Regions from separate parts of the Mus musculus genome. Here region 2 is linked to region 1. Evidence: chromatin loops called from intact Hi-C (ENCODE). Cell type or tissue: left cerebral cortex. All regions are shown on one strand.

Region 1 (2,500 bases):
TCAGGTTCTACTTATCATTGAGCATTAAGCCAAGCTATTGAAGATGTTGAAATTCGGGTTTCCTTAGCTATTGAATTACTAAATATTTGTTTCATGAAAAAAATAGTTATTCAAGACTTACTCTTTTGCTCTTTTGGAACCTATTTTTATAGTAGAAAAGGCTGGGCCAGAGGACATGATGATTCATCTTCAGTTCACAGTCAATGGGGAGTCAACGATCCTTTGGGTTTTCTTTTTTTCTTTTAATTCAGGGTTGTGTTTGTTTTTAAATGATACCAATCAACTAACAACAACAACAACAACAACCACCACCTTATTTTGACAATTGACACTGAATTGACTAGTTTTAACTCATCTTGACACAAGCTAGAGGAGGAAGCCTCAACTGAAAATGCCTCCATGAGATCCAGCTGAGGGCAAGCCTGGAGGAAATTTTCTTAGTGATTGATGTGAAAGGGCCCAGTCACCCCTGAGCTGGTGGTCCTATGGCTGGGTGCTATAAAGCAGGCTGAGCAAGCCAGTAAGTAGCACTCCTCCATGGCCTCTGCCTTAGCTCCTGCCTCCAGGTTCCTCCCCTGTTTGAGTTCCTATCCTGACTTCCTTTGGTGATGAACAGTGATGTAGAAGTGTAAGCCAAATCAACCTTTTCCTAAGTTGTCTTTGGTCATGGTGTTTCTTCACAGCAACAGCAACCCTAGCTAGGACAGGAGGCATAATTTTATAGGCAAGTATATTACCTATCACAGAACTTAAGATCAGAAAAAGCATCAATTATGTATTACAGAATTTAAGATTTTTCTTTCACCAGATTTACCAGTTTCCCTTGTTTTAGGTGACTACATATAAAAACAAGGGGTGTGTGTGTGTGTGTGAGTCAGGTTCTCACTAGCCCTGGCTGGTCTGCAGTGTGTGCATGTGTGTGCGTGTGTGTGTGTTTCTTCAGTCAGATTCTCACTTATTAGCCCTGGCTGGCCTGGAGCTCACTGTGTATTCCAGGCTGGCCTCAAGTTCATAGGGATTCAACTGCCTTCCGAGTGCTGAGATTAAAGGTCAAGCTAATAAAAGCAATTTTCTCTTAAACATTACACAATTACTTACAATTTTAAGCGTCCCGGAGGCTGTCAGAATAGCACTGTTAGGTGGCTGCTTCTGGGGAAAGTCTAGCTCCTTACAGCCTGCAGCTACTTCTAAAGTGGATTTCTTTTCTTTTCTTTTCTTTTCTTTTCTTTTCTTTTCTTTTCTTTTCTTTTCTTCCTTTCTCTCTCTCTCTCTCTCTCTCTCTCTCTCTCTTCCAACTCAAAAGCTCTGTGGCAGGCAGACTAAAATGTTTATTTTATAATTGCCTGCTGAACTATGATAGCCTGTTTCCAGATGGTGCCCTTCCTTCAACCTGCACACAATCTCTCCTTGTTAGAGCTATTCAGCCTCCTGCTGATCCAGCTCCCCCAGCCCCACCTCGGCAGCGAGAGGAAATCCTAAGGAGGAGGTTCCTACCCCCTCTCCTGGCTCCAGCTCTTTTCTAATGACGTAATATGTGGGCTGAACTTGAGTCTACTGAGAACGAGAGGGAATCACTCTTCGGACTGTGTGGACAGTCTGTCAGCTGCGGCTGGTTTCTGCACATTTCCATGCAGCAGACAGCACAGGCACAGAACCTTCTCTGCTGCATTAGAGAAGTCCACAGATAGCCCCAAGTTACATAGGTGGCCCAGCAAACTCAGTCCATTAGTGCTGTGAAAAGAAGTTCCTTACTCCTTGGATTCACCGGTCAGAGCAAAAAACGCAGTTACCTCTGAAGTAAAGCCGAACAAACTTCTACACTGATCTCAGAGAGCAAGGGCAAGGACGCACGTTCACGGACTCGCTTTTTTCAACAGACAACAAAGGTATTTTAATATTTCTCTTAGATTTATTCAAAATTCTATGTCAAATGCATCATTGTCCTTTGTACTAGAAAGTAAGAGATTTCTCAGGGAACTTTAGAAGATGCTGCCAATTTGTATCTGAAGGTTTTGTTTTGCATCTTTCTGTAAAAATAGTCATGAAGTGCTTCATATGTGACTACAGATTGAGACATACATGCTGGGTTCTAAACACAAATGCTCTAGTGACATTACAAAATTTTACAAGTAACTCAGTAAATGCCTAAGGCTTACACAGCGAAGGATGTAGGATAAAGGAAACAACTGTGAGCGCGGTGAGTTTCTCTTCTGAACACTGGTGTGTGTGTAAAGACGTGCACCAACTACTGCGATTTTCAAAGTATGGCTACAAAACAAAGCTAAGAGCTGGTCAGCTGAATGCTTGCAACAGAATCTCAGTTACAACTGAACAAAACTCTTCTGAGTCTTTGTTAATCTATGTTATTTCTTGTTATGATTAATCATTTTAAACAATTTCCTACAACAGAAATTTCATTTCAGCAACAGATTAAAGCTGGAAATTCCTTGGAAAAGTAATATTGATACAAACAATAATTAAAACCTCCTTCAAGGTCAGG
Region 2 (2,500 bases), 74 kb before region 1:
AACACTTGCCTAGCATGTCCAAGGCCCTGGGTTTGAGCCCATCACCGCAAGAAGAAGAAAAAAAAGCATAGCAACCCCAGAGGGCAGGTCCTAGAAGGGTGTGCAGCCCAGAACATTCTAGCCTTATGATTTTAACGCCTTACAAGTTCATGCTTTATCATCACTGTCTGTGCCACAGGAGCTCCGAGACCCTCAGAATCCGGGACCATCTCTCCAAAGGACCACTGGGAATGGATGACCAATGTCAGGGAGAACAGCCTCTCTCTCAAGCTCTTGACAAAGCCGAGGGGGATTTTGCCACCTCTTGACTAAACAGGCCAACCCAGTGCCTGACTTGTGAAATGAGTGCTCGGGTAGAGACCCCATGTGTGTCTTCTGTGAACTAAATGGCCAGAGGCCACTGAAATGAACCAGCTACTGGGGCACGAAGCCTAGCAGGGAAAGCCAAGTGGAGTTTAGCCATGATTAAGCTATGGGTGGCTGCAGGAAGCACTGTAGATTGCTAAGATGTTACGTGTGTGTGTGTGTGTGTGTGTGTGTGTGTGTGTGTGTGTACACGTATGTATGTATTATGTATGCATGTATGTATGGCATGAAAACAAAAGGTACATGTGTGAAGGAAGGGGATGGAGGGGACAAGGAGTGAAAAGGAGAGAGTGTAACGGACATAACTGATAACTGATTGCCTAGCTAAGTTGTAGCAAGATAAGTCATACTCTGTGTTTCCCTCCTGTTTTCCTATAGTCATACTCTGTGTTTCCCTCCTGTTTTCCTAACAGAAGACACTGTTGCCTGGAGTCCTCAGAGCCTACCTGGGTTCTGAGGCTATCCCATTTCACAGAATCACTTCTGTCTTGCTAAATAAACTCCATTAAATTCCATCGATGGGACTGTCTGTAGTGAAGCACGCTGAGTGCCTTTGCCCTGCCTGCCTGAGACAGAGCGAGTGGCAGACAGCTTTGTGGGGCCTGTGCCTGGGTCCTCATCCCTATTGTAGCAGCACAGAAAACGCCAAAGACGGGAAGCCTTGCTCATCTGCTGACTCTGACGCTGAGGAATCCTGGGGAAGTCCCTCCTCCTCCTCTTCAACTTACTTTAATTTACTTTTTATCTTTATTTTGCTTTAAAGAAGACTTCATTATTTTGTGTGTATGGGTGTTTTCTGCCAGAAATGTTTGTCCGTGTATGTATGCAGTGCTCTTGGAGACCAGAAGAGGGCGCCAAATCGACTGGACTTGGAGTTACAGTTGCCATGTGGGTTATAAGGACAGAACACTGGTCCTCTAGGGCAACTGAGCCGTTGCTCCAGCCCCGTCTTTTGGACAGGATTTCACTGTAGTGCTGCATAGCATTGTGGTCTCAGGTTTGCAGTGAACCTTTTATCCCCAGCCTCCCAAATGTGTGGGCCACTGCCCAGTTTACTTCACGTGAAAAGCATTGTTTGAATTGGTACATATTCATTGTGCACAGTGAGTGGTAGGTTCTGTAAATATATTCACCCTTTCCCTCTCCTTTCTACTCCTTGCACACACACACCCATCTTTTTTCTTTATAGTCTTTTGTTTTCATGGTGTGTGTGTGTGTGTGTATAAACATATATGATCTTACATATGTGATCTTATGTCTCTATAAAGTCTAGAACCCACAAATGAGAGGAAACATGACATTTGTCTCTCTAAGTCTAGCTTATTTCACTTAATATGATGCTCTTCAGTTGCTCCCATCTTCCAGCGAATGACATGATTTCATTCTTCCATATGGCTGAGTAATTCCACCGTATGTATACATCACACTTTCTTTGCCCATTCATTTGATAATGGACATTTGGCAGATTCTGTAACTTGGCTACTGTGACTAGAGCTGAAGCAAACGTGGGTGTCGTGTGCTATCTCAGGCCTCCTCAGCTATGTACCTCAGAGTGATAAAGCTCAGCCATATGGTATTCTCTTTATAGTTTATTTACTCTATGCATGCTTCCCACCAGCACTCATCACACAGTCTGCTCAGCCTGTACTGGGTGCTGCATTGAAGGTGGTGTACTTGCTGTTGGTACTTGCTAGGGTGGGTTACCTCACAGGCAGTGAGGGGTGCCACACCCACTCCAGTGGAGTTTGCATGACAAGTCCAAAAGCTTGGCCACAGTCCTGAGGCAAAAAGTTTCACGGAAACTTGTCTCCTGGAGGTCCTTGGTGTCCCCTAAAAGGGATGTGGTCCAGATTTGTCCTTGAGATAGTCGCTGGAGGGCTTTGTGTGCTTTCTTTCAGTATTGTTTTATTATAGGTGCCCCCAAGGAATGATTTGACTTATTCAAACAAAATGCCTCCAGTATTGATAGAGAGATAGTGAAAGAAATCAGGAATAGCAGTTTTCTGGATTAGAGTTAGAAATTTCAGGGCAAGTTCAACAAAGTAAACTTAGAATTCTCATTACAGTCATGTATGGCAGACTACATTACATAATAGAAGAAAGTTGATGGGCTCCTCTGATAAATGGAGGTTCC

What was found. Hi-C counts contacts between places; a loop is a spot of excess contacts. Peaks named below come from ENCODE experiments on the same cell type or tissue, not always from the same donor. Only the 100,000 strongest peaks of a DNase experiment are listed, where the experiment ranks them.
Region 2: a loop joins it to region 1, with 1.9 times the contacts of the local background. A loop is called at or near these places in 2 of 42 quality-filtered maps.

The regions. Positions count from the first base shown.
Region 1 is chr1:156,837,352-156,839,851 of GRCm38, forward strand. All of the region lies in intron 8 of Ralgps2 (Ral GEF with PH domain and SH3 binding motif 2), which reads right to left. Angptl1 (angiopoietin-like 1) reads left to right here and starts at 1,672. Exons shown (of 5, transcript NM_028333.2): 1 at 1,672-1,886. In left cerebral cortex, no CTCF peak of the experiment used is centred here; a DNase peak (open chromatin) is centred at 1,540; H3K4me3 peaks cover 705 bases.
Region 2 is chr1:156,763,560-156,766,059 of GRCm38, forward strand. No RefSeq gene overlaps it. Among named protein-coding and RNA genes, the nearest start is that of Gm39683, 20 kb to the left of the region's middle. In left cerebral cortex, a CTCF peak has its summit at 1,235 (motif pointing right); a DNase peak (open chromatin) is centred at 1,892.